Regions from separate parts of the Homo sapiens genome. Here region 1 is linked to region 2. Evidence: chromatin loops called from intact Hi-C (ENCODE). Cell type or tissue: PC-3. All regions are shown on one strand.

Region 1 (8,000 bases), 100 kb after region 2:
GATATCCCCCCCCCAAGTACCTGTGATTTCATTCCTGTATTCAAATTTGACCCAAACAATTTTTATGTTCCAGGAACACTTAGCTGATATAACCATCTATAGTGTGAAGAGTCATGTACAGAGTACAGCAGTGGGTTTTTTCTAGCCAAGCGTAGGCTGACCTAAATTGGTTTAAGCTCTCTCCAAGTCATTCATGTATTATTCCTAGCAAACACACGGTCCCCTCGGAGGGTTAGGTGTTGAAGCTGGTACTGTAGCACTTCTGTATCAGCTGGCTCCTTGATCATTTTATCTAGATTGAGGTAGTCCAGAGATTTGGAGTGAGCCCTCTTACCTTTAAGAAGACAAAGAGGCAGAGGCCCATGGAGGGCCTTGTAAGGTTCATAAGGTAAAGATTTAGTGCACTTGTCTCCTGAGCTTGGCATCCGCCTTCGCCTCCTGCCATTGACAGCTGGAATCTCGTATGGCTGGTAGTACCTACTTCTGGTTTTATACAAACGAGAGGAACGGGCAAGTCCTGCATCTAGCTGTTTGGAGCGTAAGGATGGCATGGCTTCTGCTTTGCTCTCTTCACCTCCTGTGCACTTCTGAGCTAACTTCAGGAGTTCCTCGCCAGTCGTGAAGCCAACCAAATAGTTAGAGTCCATGTGTAGGATCTGGTAGCCTGACACGGTCCTCCGCATCGGGGAGCAGGGTGTGCTGGAGCAGCGGGGCTTCTCTGCCTCCGCCTTTCCCGGGGAGTTGGCCTCAGCCCCAGGGAAGGGCAAGGTGGTCAGGGTACTTCTAGACTCTCCATTAATATCGACTTCCATTTTAAGCACCAGTCTGCACAATCCTAAAAGTAAACAGACTTAGATTAGAAGAATATAATGCACAGAGACTTGGGCCAGGCCAGGTCCTTTTAGAAGGCTCAGGGAGCATGAAGTAACACTTGCCTGAAAGACAGTCAATGTACCACTGACATGTAACTATGTCTACTAAACGTTTCAGAGCGGGCATGAAATGACAATACCTCTCTGCCTTTAAGAACTGAAAGGCAAGTTAAATTAAAGTCTGATGTACTACCAAAAAGTTCAGATGGAGAAGCAAACAGAAAACAACAACAACAATACTTCTCTAAATTCCGCACTCTATTCAATCACATAAAGTTTATTCCTTAATGCAATATCAAGCGAGTCAAATACAGATCTCAGCATTAAGCAAATGAAAGCCATCATACATAGTTTCATAAGAACACACAAAATATTTCTGGCTTGAAAGTTAAATTTTTCCATTATTTAATTTAAAGTAAGTGCTTAGCTCTTGACACCTGCAATTCTTTTCAATTTGTCTTTAAGGAACATATAATAAAGTTGATTGAGCTGACGAATTTCTGCAAGGAATCCAATTTAGACCTAAAAAACTATTCTTAGAGTATGAGGAGTCTTAGGGGAAGGTTCCCCCAAACCTTGTAAATGTTCTTCCTTCCATATCCCCAATGAATTAAAGAATATCATTTTGTAGTTTAAAAGTAATCCTAAATCCAATATATCACATAATTTTTAATACTAAAAATGTATAAAACATCAGATGTCATTTTAATTGACTACTTAATCATAAAATACACCACAGGCTTGACATTCTGTTTTTCAATACCCAAGACGTTGTACTTTTCAATAGTTTCATAAATGGCAGAATAATTCACAATGAATAGTAATATTGTTCCTTACGATTATTACATTACATAGTTTGGAAATCTCCATTGACAAGAAATAGAACAAATGGCGGCTAGGTTCCTGAAAGCTACAGATAGATCAAATTTGGGAAGCTAAAATACTAAGGGAAATAGTGACAGTTTCATTTCTGAGAAACTATTTGTACTTGCTTTTTAATTGGAAGTAGATAACACGGTTTTAAGTATCTCAGATTGCTAATCAAAATGACATCAACTGATTTTAAGATGAAAAATTTACTTAAAAATTAAATAACTCTTACGAATCTTCTCACTAGACAAATAACCACTTCCTATTGAAGTATTTCTTAAAGTTTGGGTATTCATTTAAAATCCAAGCAATTAGAAAGCTTTAAAAAAAAAAAACAGCACTTTATTCCACCACATGCATGTTCTAATTTCCTTCATTAGGAGATTGTGAAGTTACCAGATACCACGCTGTCCTTCCTATGATCCCCACTGAAAACAAACATTTATTACAATATTTGAGATAAAGCAAATGCCAAAGGATCTATATAGTATTACTCACTATTTATTCTCAACCTTAGACTATTTGCCATTTTTATTTCACCAAAATACTCTAGTCCCTGAACCCTTTTAGATTTAAAGTAATCAGCTTTATTATATTTTTAATGTAAATATTTTTATTTATATTATTTATATAAAATAAATTATATTTGAGGAATTTATTTCTCTGTTGATAGTACTGGAATATCAGGTGACTACCAGCTACTCTGATATGCATATAAGACTTCTTAGCTAATAAACTTTAGAGAGCCATGTGAAGCCTCAACAAATTTTTATGCTAAACAAACAAATATTTACTCGGAGTCGAATGACAAATTTATCCTTCCTTTCTCACTAATTTTGTAACCCAGAAAGAATGCAAGAGGACATAGCCAAGGCCTCCAACCTACGTAACCTGACTGGCAGCTACAGGTAGTAGCTGTTTCTCTGATATTTCATCCTGAGAAGGAAAGGAGGGTCAGTGAGGCAAAAAAAATAACCAGGGCCATTGAGGAAAGGGCACACACTCACACCAAGACTGGGCACCACACTCAAGGAGAGTCACCAAGGCAGTGACACTCAAGCAGTCTGTCTACTCTGAGACTCTGGTCTAGGTCTCTTTCAAATCTGGCACTCCATGACAACTCTTGGAGTCCCACCACGCAGCTTACTGCATTCTCATTTAGTATATTACAAATTTCTTTAAATCTATGACTTCAGACCCCACACATTCCAAATTGGGTAATAATTCATACAGAGGTGAGGCTAAAATTCATCTTTTTTGTCTACGAGGGAAAAAATTTGCTAAGTAAGTTAATAATGCACAAAGTTACAGTAATGAGGAGGAGGCACAGGCTTCTGAGGGCAACAGAATCATCAAAAGTTTTTCCCCATACTAAGCCAATCCTGCTGCATCAAGGTAAACTGTCAGAAATTCTGAGAATCCTTGGGGGTTGAAGATAAAGCCTAGAAGGAGACAACGGTTTAGAGAAATAGGCAGAAATAATATATTAGCTAGAAAATACCTGGAAGTACCTGCAAAATTAGAAATGTGAAGACTTGTGTAAAGGTCAAAATCTGATTTGATAAGAAATAGACACTATTGTTAGACAAGTAACTCATCAGTTAAGTTTCCAACAGCCAATAACACCATAAAAAAAAAAAAATCAATTGGCTTGGGAAGAGAACAATCCAAACAGGATCTTCACACATCAACCTGGTAGACAATGATTTAACCTAGGTTGTTAAGTAGAAGATACAGATGTGGTTTAAGAGCTCTGGAAATTTCAACCAGGCAGTCTGGTGTATGAAATCTACCATATTTTACTGAGGTAGACAAAACATTCACTATGGAAAACAGAATCTAATCAGAAAGTTGAAAGAATAAGCATTTCTAATATCCTCCAACACAAATACTCAGTGGAGCAACTAAAGCCAATGCAAAACAGGTCAGTATTCTAGGGAGATTCCTGCGGGAGAGTCTCAAGGCGCAGGAACATGAAAAGGCTGACTTTAAATATATATAGCTGCTATGTGCTGAACTTCTGATGAGCAATTCTCAGAGCTGGAAAACTGTTTGCACTTTTTGGCTATCAAACATCAGTATTTTTGCTCCAAACTACAAATAGTGTATTCTCAAAACTAACAGCTCATTGGGTGGTTCATTGGTCTCTGCAATATACTGCCACATGTACAAGAACAACTTCAGGTCTCGATATTCACGTAGGAACATGAACGCTGGAAACAAGACTCTCACAAACGGCTTCTGTTTTTCTAAAGGATTCGTTTTACTTATATATTGCCCTTCTACACACATCTACTATGCTGCACCAAGAAAGCTAGGTAGAGGCTGGATTTCAGAAAAGACAGCCCTCAATGTCAAATATTTCATTTGTAGTTGGGCTGAATGCTGAATAAGCAGCATACCTCCCATTCTTCTGTGTGACAGAAAACAAAACTTCTTATGCTACTACATTCCTGAGAATTTCTTGACTAGATTTACATATTGAAGCAAGATCCTGAGAACAGTTACAGAATCAACTTGCTCAGGTTATTTTTACAATGGGCAGAAGCTCTTTAGACACTGTCCCATCTGCAGAGGAAGAAGTCTGGGTACCTCCTAACTCCAGAATTCTGGAAAAAAAAAAAAAGACACTAAAGACAGTAAAAACTGAACAGTCTCAAAGTCAACCTATCTTGATATACAGATGTCCAACATTTTCCACAGCAAAATTTCTTACTGAAAGACATCCATCAGGAAACTCAGCTATGGTGACTATAACTAGAGATGGCCTGTGTTTAGCAGTATATTCTTCAGGTTTTACCATGAAAAAAACTGCTTACAGACTTGTTATTTTTAATAAGTCTATGCATGACTCAGCATTTTGTTTCATATTGTCAAATAAACCTTGTATCCAAAAAGCTTGCTGCCAAGATAAACAATTACAAAGCACTCTCACAAATTACCACTACAGGTACCATGCAACAGGTGCCACACTTCCCACTACATCAATAAGAATAACCTGTGAGTCAAGAAATCAGGTCTAATGCCAACTGCTTCATTCCAGAGCACTAAAACCCAGAGATCAAAGATACCTTTCTTGCTTCCATTAATGCCTTTCATATATAATTTAAAGCAAAAATAGACTGTAAATAGAAAATAGAAAAAGTATTAATTTTATAATTACAGAAGCAGCAAAATGTGGAGAGAAGAAGCTAAAACAGAAAATGAAACAAGAATAGAAACGTCAACTTGTAATTGAACAATGCTTTTGAAATTGAGCTTCTTAAAAAGTACCAGGAACAATACAATTTTTCAAATGACACCTAAGGTCTTCAATATCTAATTCCCTCACAATCCAACCAGTAACAATAGCACCAATGTATTTATAAAACATGAAAGATTTGGCAACGTTTATAGATGCTTCTATATTGCTGAAATTTACGTGGATCCAACTAGATGACATCAGACAAAGGTAACAATAATTCTTTAAAAATGTACACAGTACATTTTTAAAGCATTGGGTACAGAATGAAATTGTAAATTTTGGCTAAAACTAAAGCAAATAGGTCCAAATCACAACACATGTATAGGAGAACCTGGTGCACCAGGATAAGCACGTTCAAAAGCCTGTAACCCTTATAGAATCTGCATAGGTCTGAATACTCTCTGAGAGGCCAAACCTAAATTTGGAGCATAAATACCAATACTTTCAAAATATAACCTAAATGCCCTTGGCTCCTTAGACCAGCTTTGAAAACAGGTGGTAAATTTGACAAATGGTATAGAAAGAATTCTTTTTGAGAAACACCGTATCCTAATACCTGTATTTCATTTAAGAAACTCAAAAAATTAATTGCTTCATTAGCTTTCCTATATATAGAGTTCATTTATACATCAGCAGCATGCCTGTTAAAAAAAATTCCAACTCCCCAAACCTTTAGCTGAGATGTCAAAGGCATGAAATTCTATTGTTAGACTCATTCCGCCAAGTTTAATATTGCTCTTTTTTGCTGTCTTCTCTTAAAACACCTTTATTTTTCTCTATTACAGACTGAATTAGTTTATCAAACATATTTTTCATGATAGGAGGGATATGGTAAAGGTAGGGTACAATGTAATTCTCATGGAGAGAAAGAAAAGCAAAGGTTCCAAAAAGCTGAGAATGTGACTTAACACCAAGATACATCCAGATATTGCCCACAGTCAGCTCCTATGCTATAGGGTGTCTGAGTCAGTGACACACTCCTAGAAACAAAAATTATTTCACTAGGCTCTAAGCCTGGGGCACCATCCTACTTGCTAATTTCTTTAACCATACACAGAGATATCTCAAAGAGGTCTTAGAGTCCATGAACATTTTTTATAACCACCTTTCCCTTCCAGAAGATACTTTCTATCTTTTTCTTACCTCAATAACCTGCTCAAGTGATTGTTTTTCCTTGTTATTGTTTTGAAACCGATAAAAGCAATGCATGCAAACTGAAAGCTCTCCAGTCCAAATAATTCATATTGATGTACTATAAATGGCAAAATCATTCTTCATCCCCTACCAATGCCGGACATATCTTGAGGAAACCCCTATTAATATTTTGGTATATCCTTCCTTTTTCCGCGTATTTACAAATGTAAGAGTGAGTGATTACTTCTTTCTACAATGAAAACATGCAAGAGTACACATAGGCACACATGAATATTTCTGCAGGAAATTCCAGAAGTAAAAATGCTGAGTCAAAGAACATGTACTTTTTAGATTTTTATAGCAAGCACCACAAAACCTTATTAATAATGTTTCTGGTTTTTATATGGATATTCTTTTATATAACTAAAAATTAATGTAAACACTTTTAAAGAGTATCATCTATACACTCACCAGAACAGTGCCTGTTTCTCCTCTTATTGCTTAGAAACAGGAATTATCAAAAGAAGAAAGGAGATGATGTACTTCCTTTTGTTTGATGTGTTTGATTTTTCCAAGAAGAAAAAGATAAATGAAAGGGACATGACTGCCATTCTTTGACCTCAAATCTCCTGATATTATTCTCACTTAAAACACTTAGATACCTCTTTAAAGAAATTTACAAACTAAATGTAAACTTTCCTTCAAAAAAGGAAAGATAACATTTCATTCATTTATATATATTACAAAAATATATACAGTGTACATTTCAAAAGCATTAGGTACAGCATTCAATACCCCAATACCAGTATTCTGGCTGAGACTAAAGCAAACAGGTCCAAACCATAACACACGTGAGTGGAACCCCGTGCACCAAGAAGAACAGTCAAGAAAGTAGACCTGTATAAAATCTGCACAGCTTTGAACACTCTTCAAGAGGCCAAGCTTCCTATCTATTTGGCACAAAGAGCAACATTTTGAAAATATGATCTAGATGCCTTAGCTCCTTAGACCAGCTCTGAAAATAGCTAATAAATTTCAGAACTGCTATACGAAGAATTCTTTTTGAAATTGCATTCTGAGAATTTTTAAAAATAAGATTATAAAAAAAATTCACTCCCAGTAATCAAAACACTGCTCCATATGCTTTCACTGTTTTTTTTAGCAACATACAGCAATACCATATAAGAGAAAACAGATATCAACATAACCATTTTAAATATGCAGAATAAAAATGTCATCATGTTAAGAAAATCCTTTTCAAGAAGTACTTGAATCAAACCATTTCTTATAGAGCCATTTTTGGGGAAACAGGGTCTCCTAAGCATGGCTAATACCAGTCTAGTGATATCATGATATCTAGAGCCACCTATTTTTGTGTTTTTTGTTTGTTTGTTTGTTTGTTTAGACACAGGGTCTTGCTCTGTCACCCATGCTGGAGTGCAGTAGGGCAATGATAGCTCACTGCAGCCTCAAACTCCTGGTCTCAAGCGATCCTCCCACGTCAGCCTCCCAAGTAGCTGGGACATAGGTGTGCATCACCAAATCTGGTTAATTATTTCTTTTATACTTTTAGAGATGAGGTCTCACTATGTTGTCCAGGCTGGTCTCAAGCAATCCTCCCTCCTTAATGTCCCAAGTAGCTAGAATTACAGGTGCGAGCCACCGCCCCTGGCTAGAGTGGTATAGTTTTAATGCCAGAATCATCTTGGACATAACCTACCTGGAACATCCACCTTGAAATATAGAGAAGACACTGAAACCACCAAGACAGGGTCCTGCCCAGAGCCACATAGATAGTTAATGCCCATAATTACAACCCAGGCCCCCTGGCTCCAAGTCCATGTTGTGCTTCTAGCATGTGGTTCCCAAACTTGTCTACA
Region 2 (8,000 bases):
TGGAGGTTTCAGTGAGGTCAAAGGATTGGTATATCAGCAACAGCTTAGTAAGTAACCTAAATGGACAGGAAGTTGTGGTCAAAAGGAAGAAAATCTAGTTTTTTGATTTTCAAGATGGAGAAGTTTTTTGTGTCTATGGAACTATACAATGGTTGACAAGGTTATTTTGAAGATGAAAAAGCCAGAAATCTGAGATTTTGAAGTCACCCAAGATGAGGTCAGAACTAAAAGTAGAACAAAAGACCATGGCAGACCCAGAGCCTTTAGAGACTGAATGGGAATGATTATTCCAAGGGTAGATTTCAGGGACAAGGTAACAGAGAAGGTATACCAATGTCATCTGCCTCAAGACAAGAGGAATTTGCATGAAGGGGCAAGAATAATCATCTAGAATAGCTTGAAGGGATAAGGTGATGCAGATTTTACATCCAATTTTGAGGAATGTTGGAAGTAGGACAATTGTGATAAGTTATATTTAGAAAACAACCAAATAAGATTTCTAGATATGAAATGATTCTTGGCTTTCATCATGTCTCTGTGGATCCCAGGGAGACTGTAAGATTCACTTTTCTTCCTTCAATAAGCAAGAAATAAAAAGTAAGAAGAGATTCCAGAAAGTTACAGACAATTTAACATCAAAGCATTAGTTTTATTAATAGTCCAGGCAAATTTTCAATAACCTCTAACATTGAAGGATCTCTGGGTATAGATGGTATGGCAAACATGATTTAGAACAACTCTCTAGCTGTATGGTACACTATGTACCCTGAACACCACATAAAAATACTCAAAGAATTTCCACAGAAAATACCCAAGGAACCTGAGTTCACCACTAGAAACAATACAAAGCTCACAAGTACACCAGTACCTTGTAATTCAATGAGGATAAAACAGCAGAATCAAACCTACAATAGCTTCATATACTAGAATTAATTGCATAGAATTTAAAGTAAATATCCTTGATATGTTTAAAGAAGCAAAAGAGGAGATATGAAAATACAAATAAGATGACTAGGCAGATTTGAAAAAAAGCTAAATAGGACTTCTAGATCTGGAAAAAAGGAAGGAAATAGCCGGGCATGGTGGCTTACGCTTGTAATCCCAGCACTTTGGGAGGCCTAGGCAGGCAGATCACGAGGTCAGGAGATTGAGACCATCCTGGTTAACACAGTGAAACCCCATCTCTACTAAAAATATAAAAATTAGCCGGGTGTGGTGGCAGGCGCCTGTAGTCCCAGCTACTCGGAAGGCTGAGGCAGGAGAATTGCTTGAACCTGGGAGGCAGAGGTTGCAGCAAGTGAGACAAGATCACGCCACTGCACTCCAGCCTGGGCAACAGAGCAAGACTGTCAAAAAAAAAAAAAAAAAAAAAAAAAAGGAAGAAAATGACAAAGATAAGAGATGAAATAAATGAAATTGAGACTAGAAAAGCCACAGAAAAGACCAACAACACTAAACATTGGTTTTTGGAAAACAAAATTGACAAACCTTTAGTTACACTAAGAAAAAAAAGAGGGAAGACCCAAATAAAATCAGAAATAAAAAAGCCAACTGATACCACAGAAATACACAGAGTCTAAACAGACTACTATGAACAATTGTACACAAATTGGATAACCTAGAAGAAATGAATAAAGCCCTAGAAACTTACACATCTACCAAGATTGAATCACGAAGAAATAGAAAATCTTAACTGATAATAAGTAAGGAAATTGAATCAGAAAACAGATCTGTAGAAATACCCAGGATGCAGCACAGAGATCCTATGTGACGAAAAATAGAGTTAAGAAAAATGGAGACTAGAATGAGAGATTCTAAGAAATTCAACCAGAGTTTCAAGAGCAGAGAAGATATGGGGAGAGACAATATTCAGAGTTTATGGCTAATAATTGATGAAAGAACAACAAATCTCAAGCAGGAAAAATAAAAAGAAATTCACATCTAAATTTATTTGAGCAACATTAAAGAACACCAAAGACCAAGAGAAGATCTTAGCAACAGATTACCTACAATGAACTACAGCAGGGATCAGGAAACTTTTTCCCATACAGGACCAAATAGTAAATATTTTATGTTTTGCAGGTCTTAGGGTTCGCTTTTGCAGCTATTCAACTCTGCTGTTTTCATGCAGAAGAATCCACAGACAATATGCAGACAAATAACCATGTTTGTGTTCTGATAAAACTTTATTTACAGAAACAAGCAGCAAGACAGATTTTTTTGCTCAAGTCATAGTTTGCCAACCCATGAACTACAAAATAACCCCAACTTTTCAACAGCAACAAAGGCAGCCAAAGAAAAAGGTTTAGTCCTGAAGTCAAGTGGTTGTCTTCTACTACCTCCCCAAGTTCCTCATTGCCCACTCAACCTGAGCAACCCAGTGTAGCCTGAGAAACCAGCATTGAGAAGCTGCTAGTCTATCTATCTCAATGAACCTTGAACTGCAAGGCAAGCCTACTGATAAATGCAGCCTAATGACTACAGGTCTCGCCAATCAGAAAACTGCTCTCCACCTCTTCAACAATATCCTCTACTAAAGTTGCTCAATATAACCAATGTAAACAAAATATTTAACCAAGGAGCTCACTGGAGGGATCTAGAATCTGTTTTTAATCTCCCCAGCCCTCACATTACCCCCCATCCCCCAGTCAAACAGGGAAAGGTCCATGTACATATCAACATAGGCTCATCATTTTTACAATGATTACCAATATTTCATCCAAGGAGCTAAATAACAGATCAGCTTACGGAAGGATTACGGCCACAGACTTCTGTGAATACATCAAAACAATAATGCCAGGAAGATGAATATTCCTCTAGGAATGCAATTGTGGATACTAAGATGACCAGGTGAGAAAAAGGGTGTTTCTGGGGATTTCTTTTCATCTTCTCATGTTAGTGCTCAAAACAGGGCCAATAGACAGTAACAAGGACTGCAAGCAAAACTGCATCAGGCTCCAGAGACAAAACAAAAGGCAATGTTGCAAACACCAACACACCCTGACAAGCATGTTCAGGCAGGGGTCCCAGAAGTTCAGGTTAGCATTAATCGTTGTTCCTAACTGCTGTCAGTTAACTCTCCCAAGCCCTCTCCAGGCCAAGCCATCATCCTATGAAACATGTTGTCTTCCCTTATAATGCATTTTCTGTCTTGCCAGTAACAGAATCTGTGGCTTTGGTGTTCTTTTACAGAAACACTGATCAAATTACTCTAAGACCTTTTTGTGTGCTCTGGGTTACTGGGCAGAATTCCAGAAACAAATGCTTACATTATCCTCAAATAGAATACCTTACTTTCCAAGTCTTCTCAGAAGTAGCTGTTTCTCAGTCATTTTAAGCTTGGCTATTGATAAAGGTACACACACTTGACATCCCAGCCTCTGGCCGCTAGGTGACACAGGCCATTATGTAATCTCATAACCTCTAAAATAATTCCAATAAAGGTCCATTATTGCTACAGCATCCAATACTCTACAGTAGAAATGTAAACAGGTCAATTTTCTTTTAATCTAGTCCCTTCACATTGCAGGCTTCTTTCCTAACCTTAAAAGTCTATTTGTGATTTTCATTCCATTTGTTTAAGAAACTGATACCTATTCTATTATTTAAGTGCTCAGAAGAAAAAAAAAACACACATTATTTTTTTTTTCCTAATATGTTTCAGTGTTTTGCAACACTTTGAAAGTTCTTTCTAATTGCATCTAGAAAAGCTATCACTTAGAATAGGAATAAGAATAAAAGATAATTATGTAATTCATTCTAATTTTACAGTTGGGAAAATTGAGGTATATCATTTAAATGATTTGTCAGAAACTGACAATGTCAGAATTGAGTGCAGTATTCATTCTACTGATTTTCTCACTATACCATATATATCTTAACATTTGAACTGTTTTATTTGCTCTATGACCCCAGGATTTCTATAACTTTTTATTTTCCTACAAACACTACTGATTACATGCTTTGCCTGTATCTTTACAGAAAATACATAGGATTAACAGAGGCTGACAATGAATATTTATCGTGCCAATTTGACTTTCATTTGACCTTGAAGTGCCATTGTTACTTAATGTGAAGATATCAAGATGATAGCACCGCAGATGCTGCCAAATGAAAATTTTGCTGCAATGAGCTTTTTATGAAATATCGAGGCTAAGCAGAGAACCAGTTCCTCTGACTAAAATAATCTCAGTCACTCCCTTCCCTAAATCACAGTGTGGAGGCTGCTGGCACTCTGGGCTTTCCATTGCCAGCAACGACACCCTGAATGTGCTTTGCTAGGAAACATCCAAGATCAAGAGATGGTCCTTTTTACTGCAGATTGTGAGTATTCATTTCCATAGGTTTACATTCAAAACAAAGGTTTTGTTTATGTGGGTATTTTAAAATATCATGGTTTTCAACAACCTCATTTGTATGAAGGTAAAAAATATCTCACTCTGAACAGGAAAGGAAATGGTGTACTTTCCATCTAAGCAGCATGTCACTCACATCTTCGAGGTGCACTGCATTCTCTCTCCTCTGTTGCAGCCCTACTCAGCCCCCATCCTCCCTTTGGGTGGAAAACCTAACAGCCCACACTGTACCTGAACAGGAAAAGAGTTTATTATTCACTTGACACCTTTGACTTTCCACTAAGTGAGGTCAACCTAGCTTACGTTTAGAGAAAGAAAAGGAAATCACAATGAGAGATGCTCTAAGTGGGACAACTAGGATGTGCTGTGCATAAGGAATGCAACAGTACAGACGACCCGAGGTGTTTTCAGCTCTCATTGTGTCACCTGGCTGAGGCACTCTGTATCACGTGATATTTACTGAGCCGCTGGGAGAGACTGAGATCACATTTACTGTTCTACTGAGAAACTCCAAGGGCAGGCAGCTTTCTGCAGGGACAGGTTTAGGAGATAAGAGGCATGCTGCATTCCTCCATGGGTACAGAAAGCCAAAGGCTTCTCCATTCAGTAGCATGAAGCAGTGGCTGAGGTGGAAAGAGAAATATGGTCCAGCCATAGTTCAAGAAAACTCCCTGACAACGCCATGGTAACCTTTCATTCTACTGACTGCAATGGCCCCACTGTTCTGTTCCTGGCACGATGCTCAGTGCTAGCCAGGATTCATTTATCCCTATTCGGCTCAAGTTGTAGTCACATAATAGAATGCACAGTGACAAGATTTCTTGAGGCTTTCAGGTGCATTCAGCCTGGCAGGCTATGGGTTGCTACCTTTCTAGGTCCAATGGTTAAATGAAGGCACCTATTGCTTCCAGACTCTAGTAGGAAACCAAACAGATGCTATCTAGTATTAGTCACTTAGGAGACAATTAAAGATCATTTCATGGGCCAAGCGCGGTGGCTCACGCCTGTAATCCCAGCACTTTGGGAGGCCAAGGCAGGTGGATCATCTGAAGTCAGGAGTTCAAGACCAGCCCGGCCAACATGGTGAAACCCCATCTCTACTAAAAAAAAATACAAAAATTACCCAGGTGTGGTGGCGGGCACCTGTAATCCCAGCTACTAAGGAGGCTGAGGCAGGAGAATCGCTTGAACCTGGGAGGTGGAGGTTACAGTGAGCCAAGATTGTGCCACTGCATTTCAGCCTGGGCAACAAGAGTGAAACTTCATCTCAAAAAAAAAATATATATATATATACACGTATATACGCATGTGTATATATATATATACACACACACACGTGTATATATATATATATATATATATCATTTCATTCATTTATACAACCAAATATTTTAGAGTACCAGCTATGTCCCAGGCATTATACCTAGCTCTGCCTGATACAAATATAAATAAAACATAGCCTGGAGGAACTCACAGGTAAGTAAGGAAGGGAGAGAAGTATGCATATAACACAATATGGTGAGTGCACGATTAGAGATGAGTACAGGGTCTTGAGAGACAGAATGAAATGGGTAAAAATACTTCAAGGAAGTGATGCCTGGGAAAGAAAAGGGGGTGATAAATGGAAGAGCATTTCAAGCAAAAGGAAAAATATAAGCAAAGGTAAAATCATGAAGTAAAATGCTATGTGTGTGCGTGGCTTGCTAGTGCTGGAACATAAAATGTGTGTGCATCACAGTAATGGCAACCAGACAGCAGGGAGCCAGGCAGAGGCCAGGTCAAGGAAGGCTCTATGACCTCTGCTAAGGAGCGTTATTCTGCAAACACGGGAGGGCGATTGAAAGCTCTGAGCAAGAGAGAGACAATCAATTTCCACTCTGGCAACAGTGTGGGAGAGCGGGCTCATGGGACCCAGACTAAAGGGAGGGAAAACAGAAGTATATTTCAAAAGCAAGGTAAATAATGATGAGGGCCTGTTTCTGCGCCCTCAGATAGTTGACCATCCAGTCTGGAAACCCCAGCATCTCCATTTGTGCATAGTGCACAATCAACCTTTAACCCACTGTAATGAATTCACCATGTAGTATTGCAAAATGTGCCAGACCTAACCTTGGAATGTCCCCCTAAAGCAGATGGAAGCTAGAAGAGAAAAAGCTCGGAAGTTCCATCCATCCCCCACCCTCTGCCCATTGCCTCCCCAATTGCCTAAGTGTGCTTCCTGAAAACACTTTCTGAATGCCCAGACCAACCCATATCTGGCTATGCTCTGGAACCAGCTTGCTTCTCTGGCCTTGGGTGGCTCTGCCACGCTATGTCCATTGCTCATTTTTCCTGCCTCTGCCCACTTCTGAGGGCTTGCCTGTTATCTGTTTTATGATTACTGTCATTTCTGCCCACTTTCTAAGTAAACCTGCAGAGTTGGCCTCCTGCACACCAGCTCAGCATTGCAGCTACTCAGATTCAATGTAATATCATGCTTGATGGGGTAAACAGTAAATTGTAGATCCATTCCCAAAGGTATGCACTGTTTCCTTCTTTCCAGTAAGATAACATCCAGGCTCCTTTTAGTCCTTCCAAGAGAAAGACTCATCCTCTCTTCACACCTGAGAGGTATTGTCACTCAAAATTTTCAAGCAGCAAAACTGACATGGTCCACAATTAACCCCCATCCTGCCAAGAGGAGCCTGTGCCAATGCTGTCAATTCCTGAACTGGACATTGCTGAGGAGAAGGTCTTCCTGGATTGGAGACTCTCCCTTCCTAAGTCACAGCCACTGTCACACTGCCAGCACCTCTGCTTTCCACTGCTGATGATAAAACCTTTCCTTTTCTGCTTTTATTAGAAAAGCAAAGAGAAAACAGTTGCCTGGGCACACTCTTATACATTTTCAGCTCTCTTCTCACTTCTCAGCTTTCAAGACGACAAAAAAATAAAAAAATAAAAATAAAAAAACAAAACAGGGATACACATTGCCACCCTTCCCATTCCCTACTATGAAATCTCGGCATTGCTTTCTGGATACCAGCATGAGGGGGTGGTATCTGAGGCAGGCAGCCTGTGCTTTCTCCCCTTCTGTCACAGTGTCACATGACATTAAAACTGCTGCTTACTTTTCTGCTTCCCCTTAGACTATAAACTCTCTGAAGAGACTGTGAATGTTTCCCCAATGTCCTCAGTTCTATCAGAGTATCTGAGAGTCTGTGGTTATTCCATTTATGTTGGCTGAATAAATAAATAGTCCCTGTTCCCAACTGCATGAGCAAATGGCCATTCAGTTAAGGCATGCCCCAGGCATTCTGAGGGCTGTACCTCTGAGATATCCATGACCTACAGGCTGCACCTGTACTGCACTTGAGAACACCCAGGCTTTGAAGCAAATATTTATCCTTTCAGGGGAGTTGTGATCCTAGGCTGGTGTCCTTGAATAATAGATGTTTAAAAAAATTATCAAAGAACAGAAAATTCTGCACAACTACTGAAAAACAAGAATAAAGAAACATGCATATTCTGTAAAAAGAAGTCAACACACATTTGAGAAGTAGCATCCATGCTGACTTCAAGTGACAAGGACTGAGTTGATGTTGGACAAAACTGTAAAAGGCAGTCTACTCTTATCCCTCTCTCTTCCCTACTGGCATCATCCCT

Evidence for each region. A loop is a pair of places that touch in the nucleus more often than their neighbours do. Peaks named below come from ENCODE experiments on the same cell type or tissue, not always from the same donor. Only the 100,000 strongest peaks of a DNase experiment are listed, where the experiment ranks them.
Region 1: a loop joins it to region 2, with 2.4 times the contacts of the local background. A loop is called at or near these places in 1 of 110 quality-filtered maps.

What each region holds. Positions count from the first base shown.
Region 1 is chr5:103,268,732-103,276,731 of GRCh38, reverse strand. MACIR (macrophage immunometabolism regulator) reads right to left here. Exons shown (of 3, transcript NM_033211.4): 3 at 1-835. The coding sequence starts at 812. The coding sequence ends at 192. Among named protein-coding and RNA genes, the nearest start is that of MACIR, 14 kb to the right of the region's middle. In PC-3, no CTCF peak of the experiment used is centred here; a DNase peak (open chromatin) is centred at 4,671; H3K27ac peaks cover 1,799 bases.
Region 2 is chr5:103,370,848-103,378,847 of GRCh38, reverse strand. No RefSeq gene overlaps it. Among named protein-coding and RNA genes, the nearest start is that of MACIR, 120 kb to the right of the region's middle. In PC-3, a CTCF peak has its summit at 3,380 (motif pointing right); a DNase peak (open chromatin) is centred at 3,247.